Linked DNA regions of Mus musculus: region 1 is linked to region 2. The links are chromatin loops, found by intact Hi-C in ENCODE. Cell type or tissue: heart. All regions are shown on one strand.

Region 1 (4,000 bases), 55 kb after region 2:
CCAAAAATCTTGATGGATACATGCCGCTGCTTTCATTTTGTAAATAATTAAAAACAAAAACAAATAAAACAAACAAAAATCCCCAAGGTCCAGAAATGTTTATGAAACCTCTTCTGAACTCATACAGCTTTGCTGTTTCAGGCTAAGGTGGAAATGAGATTCCATAATCCCAGACTCATCAACAGCAGTCTGCCCTGCTGTGTCCTCAAAAGCACAACCCGACAGCCAGGCAGAGTTGGCTGGAACAGAATGCCTTTGAGAATAGTGCAATTAAAAAAAAAAATCCCTTCACGTGTGCATCCCTGTCAGCCCTGTTTCCAAAATGTTCTCTCTAGCCCCCACTGCTTAGACCTTAATTCGTCAGCTCAGCTGCAGATGGTGTCATCCACTGGGGTCCTGCTAGTTATTAACTAGCATCAGCATCCTCACTGGGGACGGGCTCCAGCTGATGTCATCCATCCATCCAGTGCTGCTTCCTACCCCCGCCCTCCCCGCCCCACCCCAGGCAGCATCTTCTGCCAGACACCAAAGATGCAGGCTTCTCGTGTGCCTAGATGGAGCCAGAAGGCCTTGGTACTGTATCCCAGGGGAAGGATGCTATAGGGATTTGCCAACAAAGGACTAAATCTACCTGGGAATGGCTCTCTTTCTTGAGCCTGCATCAGGCCCTACTATGCTGAGAACAGCAGTGGTAGCATCCTTGGTGACAGTCACAGAGCAGCCTCACAGTAATTAAAGAGAAGCACTGGGGACAGGTGGCAATGCCTGACTCCGCAGACGAGGCCGTTAGAAGGAGCTTGGCTGTTCCCAAGTATTCTCTCCCTTTCGTCCTGCATTCTCTCTGGGGATCTGGCTCCGGGCCCAGGCAGGGACTGGCAGCCTTGCTATTTTGGGCCCTTCCTGGCCAGCAATTAGTACTGGGATGGCTGAGCCCAGGAAGAGGAAAATCCGGATTTTTATATGAATGTTTCCTTTTTACTGAACTCTGTGTGGAAAAAAGCAAGAATTAATTAGGACTATTCAAACAGGGATGATTTTGTTAAAAGGAAGTAAACAGGGGCCAGCAAGATGGCAGGAAAAGGCACCCGCCTGCCACCAAGTCCGATGACCTGAGTTCACGCCTTAGACCCAGATGGTAGAAGGAGAGAACTGACTCTCACAAGTTGTCCTCTGACCTCTACACATGCTGTGGCATATGTCTGACCACACATGCGCGCACACATGCATACACACAAACACTACTATTTTTTTAAATGGAAGTAAACAGGAATCGCTGTGTGATGTGTATCTTCTGTCTTCCACCAGCCCCTGGTCCTCCTAGAACACCCCCACACCATCCTTACTGATAGCCACATATCAGCCACACACAACGAGAGGCAGCCCCTGAGTGACATGGGGCCATATACTTCAGCTCTGTGAGATCTTAAGCTAGCAGAAATAACAGTGGTAGAAATTACATCCCTCCCTTAAAAATGGGTTGCAGGGATAGACAGGTCTATAACCAGAGAGCTTGTGTCATGTGACTGAGACCCATTGGGTCCACTGCCTCTAAACCATGTGCCCAGATCCACAACACGACAGCTCTCCTTGTTTTGAACACAACCTCAAATGTTTCTGTAGTCATATGGTTGAGTGCGTCTGGACAACTGGCTACTGTCCATAAAGAGCCAGCTTTTTATCCTCCAGCTTTATCCAAAAGGGGTGGAGAGTCGGTGCCAGAACACAGCCTCAGCTGACAGTCTCTATATCTGGCAGGAAGCCTGAGTTAGGACTATCATTCACACTCGCACTTGAAGCGAGGAGGTCAGTCACAATGCAGATGACATACAAGAAGCTTGACAAGGAATGTCAGAGTCATTCTGAACCAAGTGCAGAAAGGCCAGGCAGGGGCCAGAGCGTCCTCCAAGATTCCCCACAGGGCTCTTCCTGTGGAACGCTGCTCTGTCTCTGAGGATCAGACACACTCTTGATACCTCGTGTTTCATTAATTTTCCTGAAGGAAACAAACATGTCTCCCCAAGATAGTGTGGAAACAGAGCAAAGGAGTGATACCTGCAGAGTCCACCGTGGTGAACCCATGGCTTATTGAACTCACTTATAGGAGAACGAGTAAGCCCCAAACCGCAGCAGTGTAGGAGTCTCTCTGGCATGAATAACGACTTCCTCATAGCTGCATGGATGGCATCCCTCCCCGATTCTCAGTTACCCTCCCTCACTCTGTAACCTCCAGCACCTCCCAAGACCTCGGGCAGCCAGGCTGGAATGACACACAGCTAGGAAAGAACACAGGAGGGACTGGATGAAATCTCAACTAAGGGTTTAATAACCCTCCCCGGCCCCTCCTTCAATGAGAAAAAGGTCAGCAGGTCAAATCTTGAGGGTCTCTTGAGAGTAGTCACAGCTGCCCTGATGAAGGTGGTAATGGCTGCCACAATAGGGAGACAACATTCCACAGCCTGTCTTCAAACATCCTTAGAAAAATGGTGGCACGTGCCTGTTGCACGTGCCTGTCCTCTCGGTAGCTCATGTGATCATCATTCAAATCATAGATGCACTCAGCTGTGACACAGGAGACAAGAGTGGAAGGCAGCCAGGAGGCTAGAGGAGAAACGGTAGCAGAGAGGCAGGTTGGGCTCTGGCTCTACGGTGCCATGTGTTTCACATGTACATAAACCAGACTCTGCTAGTATATTCCATGGGTTTTCCTGAGGCTGGGCTTCAATGGTGCACTGGCTGGTTTTGTGTGTCAACTTGACACAAGCTGGAGTTATCGAAGAGAAAGGAGCCTCCCTTGAGGAAATGCCTCCATGAGATCCAGCTGTAAGGCATTTTCTCAGTGATCAAGGGTGGGAGAGCCCAGCCCATTGTGGGTGGTGCTATCCCTGGGCTGGTAGTCCTGGGTTCTATAAGAAAGCAAGCTGAGCAAGTCAGGGGAAGCAAGCCAGTTAAGTAAAATCCCTCCATGGCCTCTGCATCAGCTCTTGTTTTCTGACTTGCTTGAGTTCCAGTCCTGACTTCCTTTAGTGATGAACAGCAATGTGAAATTGTAAGCTGAATAAACCCTTTCCTCCCCAACTTGCTTCTTGGTCATGATAGAAACCCTGACTAAGACAAATGGGCAAAGCAAACTAGAGCATGCAGATGGTGTAGAGGAAGACCTGTGTAAATATGGCTGTAGTCTTCAAGACTATACCTGGAGCTGGGACATGGCTTAAGATGCAAAGCGCTTGCCACGCAAACATGAGGGTCCAAATTCACACAAACAGCCAGGCACTGTAACACTGCAGAGTGTTACTGGAGACAGGAGCAAGGTTCATGATCAGTGAGAAACTCTGCCTCAAGGAAATAAGGTGACGAGTGATTGAGGAAGACATGGATTGTCAACCCCTGGCCTCCATATGCATACACACACCCACATTCTCTCATATACACACTTACACACACAGACACTCACACGTGCACACACTAACACACATACAAATTCTCAAGCACTCACATACAGGCACATATTACACACATACATGCACACGCATATACATTCTCACACACACACATACATACACATTCACACACATACACATTATCACACAAAGACACGCACACACATAATCACACACACTCGGACACATACACTCACACTCATACACACTCACACACATACACATGTGTCCAAGGACAACTTTCACAAAATCGAATCCTATTCTCAACCATCTACACTTATCTGCTTCCAGATTCTATTTTTGAAGTGTGCACAGCATTACCCCCGAAGTACCAATAGGTTAAGCTCTCGTCTCCTGAGTGTGGGAGAAAGTACAGGGGAGAATGTTTCAGGCACACCCCAATGAACAACCCATGCTCCCACCAGTGCCCACTGGCTTCTCATTTCTCTCTCCCCAGGCACCTGGCTGGGAGGGAGGAGCAAACTGGAGCCAAGAAGGCAAAAGCACAACAGAACCCCTTCCAGGGGACGGGGTGGGGGGATGGGGGGTGGGGGTGGAGG
Region 2 (4,000 bases):
AAGGAAAAGGTCACGTGGTGTCTGCAGTCAGGAAGCAGAGATGAACGCTGGTGCTCAGCCCAGTGTCTCCTCTTTATTCAGTCCAGGACCCAGTGTGTGGGATGCTGCTGGCCACATTTAGGGTGGGTTTTCAACATATCTCAGACAGGCACACCTGTCACCTCAGAAATCACAGATCTAGTCAAGTTGACAAAACCAAACATCACACCCAGCACCCATGTGTCTTCTGCACTGTCCTTGGCTGTAAACCACCATGGCTGAGGTGGTGCCACTGAGGACAACTAGGACTTCTGCTGGGTGTGGGCTGCTAAGCTGTGGTGAGACAGCCACCCTTCCAGGGAAGAGGACAGGAGCCTGGAGCTAGCTCCTGTTGACCAGGACAGTGGGAACAGAGGACGGGGCTGTGTGCCAAGGAGACATTCCAGCTGCTTGCTTTTCACTAGTGCTGTTCAATGCAGCTCAGTGCGAGATAACATTATATTCAGAAGTCACATGAGTTCTAGTTCCTGGATGATTCCCACCCTCCTCGGAACTGGATAAAAGTTGGCATTCTGTAAAAGCCACCTTGGGGTCTTGTAGCCCTGCAGCATCTTTTCAAAGTTCAGGCCACTTGTAAGAGACCTGGTGTCAAGAGTCAAGGTACCTCAGGGACTCGTGGAATCTGTATAGCAAAGAGTTTCGTGTTACTGCTAAGTGGAAAGTGTTCAGTGTTCTTGGACACTTGCCTTCAGTGCACGCCCTTCATTAGGCAAAGAAAGGGAGTTGGGGGGGGGGGATTTCTACAGCAGCTGTCTATTAATACGACAGGCTAAGGGACTAGAAGCCTATGAGGAGCTGGCCTGAAGCACCTCTTTGGCCTAGGGTTTTGTACTTATGAGACTGGAGGCATGAGCAGCTGAGTTGAAATTTGAGTCACTGAGTGGCCTACAGCTTGCCTGCTCTTTGCTGTAGCATTTCCCCCAGTTGTATTTCTCAGCTTGCTCCTGCCACACCCGAGCGTGGGGAGCCTCTGGACACAGAGGCTTCCCGTCCAGCAAGCTATGTGGTAGAGAGGTCACCTGCCTTCCCAGCCCAGTGGCCAGGGACCACACGTCACTGCTGTATCTGCTATGATGCCACCTTTGGCTGTCTTCACAGTGGCTCGCAGCACTCAGGAAGCCCTTCAGCTCACTGCTCCAAAAGCACCGGCTCTCTGGACAGTTCCAAAGTCTACATTGTCACTCACGGCGGCGGTCAGCAGGCACCTGGGGCGGTGACAAAGCCTTACCACAGACAAGGAGCAGCAAACAAATATGTCATTGGCTGGAAAAAGTCAGAAGGTAGCCCACCACCCGAGGAACCTGAAGTGACGGAATGCCCCAGGTAAATCTATAACCATAGTCATTGTACACCCTTCCTACCATCTCTGTCTGTCCATCTGTCTGTCCCCTGGTTAGGGTTATTGTTGCTGTGATAAAACACCATGACCAAAAGCAGATTGGACAGTAAAAGAGTTTGGCTTCTACTTCCACATCACTGTTGATCACTGAAGGAAGTCAGGACAGGAATCCACACGGGGCAGGAACCTGGAGGCAGGAGCTGATGCAGAGGTTGCTTACTGGCTTGCTTCCCATGGCTTGTTCAGCCTACTTTCTTACAGAACCCAGGACCACCAGCCCAGGGATGGTACCACCCACAATAGGCTGAGCCCGCCCTATTGATCACTAATAAGAAAATGCCTTACGCCTGATCTCATGGAGGCATTTCCTCAGTCAAGGATCATTTCTCTCAGATGACTACAGCTTGTGTCAAGTTGACATAAAACCATCCAGCACAGAGTACAGTCATGTGAGTCCAGAGGACACCCTCTGATGAGGCCCTGCAGGTGCTGCCTGCCTTCTTTGAGAACAGGGCCTGTCATTGACCTGGAACTCAGGCCAGTGTGACTTGCCAGCCCTTGGGCCCCAGTGACCCTCCTGTCTCCATCTGCCCAACATTGAGGTTACAAGTGCAGACCACCATGCTCAGCTGTTTACTGTGTGCTGGGGATGGGTGCAAGGCAAGCATTTCACCCATGGGGCCAGCTCCATTCTTGCCTCTGCTTTAAACACTTTAAATGTTGGGATTTATGTTTCCGTCTTTAAAGTCTTCACTTTATTCTGATGGTGACGGTGGTGGTGGTGACAGCAGTGGCGGTGGTGATGGCAGTCGTGGTGCTAATGCTTGTGGTGATGTGCAGAAGCTGCGGTGGCATGTGTCGAGTGATCCCCTCCTTCTACCATAGGAATCCTGGGCTGGAGCTCAGCTCATCAGGCTTGGACTTGGAGAAGGCAGGCCCTTCACCTTGAACTCGGAGAAGGCAGGACCTTCACCTGCTAAGCCATCTCTGTAGCCCTTGGCTTTTATTGGTAGCAGAGTATAAAGCTCTGCTGTCTTTGACTCTGTATGCAGAAAGCTGCCTGCAGTAGAGTCGTGGTGACAGCTGGTGGTGGTGTGGCGTAGTCTCCATGGTGTCTCAAGGCCAAGAGCACCATCAACCCCACAGTCAGAGAACACAGAAGCAGGAACACTGCCTGCTTGTTTTGTGGAACTCTTGAGGTTTGATTGGCAGGTAGGGGGTGGGGGGGCAGATATCCTATGTTCGTGAAAAAAAAAAGGAGGGAAAACTGAAGGTCTGGTATTGTTCAGAGTAGCCCAAGAAACCCTGACTTGTGCTCTGCTAGAGGAGCGTGCCATGGTGTAGGTGTGGGCTGTGTGTGCGGTGTGTGCCTGTGAACACACAGCTCATAGGATTGCGCACACAGCTCATGGGAGCCTGCACAGACTCTTGAAGAATAACCTTAACTAATGTGCCTTGGGCTCTCCCCATTGTGATTTTGAAGATAGTGTCTGTCACTGGCCTGGAGCTTACTAAGTCTAGACTGGCTGAGCAGTGAGCCCAAAGATCTGCTTGTCTCTGTCTCTCCAGTGCCAAGCTGACCACCAATCTGGCTTTTTTTAAAATCTGAGTTCATACTAACTGAGCTATCCCCTCAGTTTCAAATGCTTTCTGGACTTTCATCTGACTGCCAAGGGACAGCTTATAGGTAGACTGCAGCTCCTCTGAACCTGTGTTCTGGTTTATTCCATCAGGATATATGGTGAGATGGACATCATGTCCACAGCCACTCAGCACCCGGCAGTGGTGGGAGACTCTGTTTCAGAAACTCAGCATGTCCTATCCAAAGATGACTTTCTGAAGTTGATGCTGCCGGACAGCCCCTTAGTGGAGGAGGGGAGACGGAAGGTGAGTGAGTAACCACGAAGGCTTTGGTGCAACTCCAGGTGCTCATTTGCTCCCCACAGCCCTTCCTGTGGTCCACCAACAGCCCGGTGTAGAGTGGCCATCACCGCTGCCTCGGATGTCAAGGTTTGGTTTGTTTATAGTACTGAGGGTGGAACCCCAGGGCCTCACACATTCTAGGCAAGAGCTGCAGCCCAGCCCTGGCCCTTGCCACTAGCAATTCCTTCAGAGACAAATGAGCTGAGGAGGCTGGTGTGGGGGGCCATTGTGTTCTTGGAGTTGCTCTGAAAGCCAGGCTGGCTCCCCTCGGGTCTTGGCTCTGGCTATGACCTGTTACATTAGCTTATGCAAATGGGTCCCTGTGTGCTGATGTGATAAAGAGTAGGTCAGTAACTGTCCTTCAGGGTCAGGGCTCTGCCAGGAAGTGACACACAGGAGCCTAGCATGGTACCTGGACACAGCCGGCCCTCAAAGGTAACCAGTGAGGCCACACTGCTTACCTCGCCCAGGACCTCCAGCCTATGCCCTGTCCAGGTCGGCCTGGCAGACTGTCTGCTCCAGAAATGGATAGAGATTGGTTGCAACCACATCTATCAAGCCTTGCATTCTGCCACACAGAGCTGCAGCTCTCAGCGACAGCCTCCTCACACTCAAGTCAGCGGTGCCTTCTCAGTGAGGAGTTCACGTCTTTGCTTTGCTCCTCCCAAGTTCTCCTCCCTAATTCACTTCTTAAAATAA

What was found. Peaks named below come from ENCODE experiments on the same cell type or tissue, not always from the same donor. Only the 100,000 strongest peaks of a DNase experiment are listed, where the experiment ranks them.
Region 1: it touches region 2 in a loop (2.7-fold over the local background); 2 of 42 quality-filtered maps call a loop at or near these places.

What each region holds. Positions count from the first base shown.
Region 1 is chr8:125,387,143-125,391,142 of GRCm38, reverse strand. Gm30713 (a long non-coding RNA gene) reads right to left here. Exons shown (of 5, transcript XR_879356.2): 3 at 3,773-3,794; 4 at 3,194-3,332; 5 at 2,301-2,598. Among named protein-coding and RNA genes, the nearest start is that of Gm30713, 3.3 kb to the right of the region's middle. In heart, no CTCF peak of the experiment used is centred here; DNase peaks (open chromatin) are centred at 852, 1,682 and 2,472; H3K4me3 peaks cover 308 bases; H3K27ac peaks cover 2,698 bases.
Region 2 is chr8:125,441,848-125,445,847 of GRCm38, reverse strand. Sipa1l2 (signal-induced proliferation-associated 1 like 2) reads left to right here. Exons shown (of 22, transcript NM_001357372.1): 16 at 1,138-1,362; 17 at 3,112-3,265. Among named protein-coding and RNA genes, the nearest start is that of Gm30713, 58 kb to the right of the region's middle. In heart, a CTCF peak has its summit at 2,443; DNase peaks (open chromatin) are centred at 377 and 997; H3K27ac peaks cover 1,032 bases.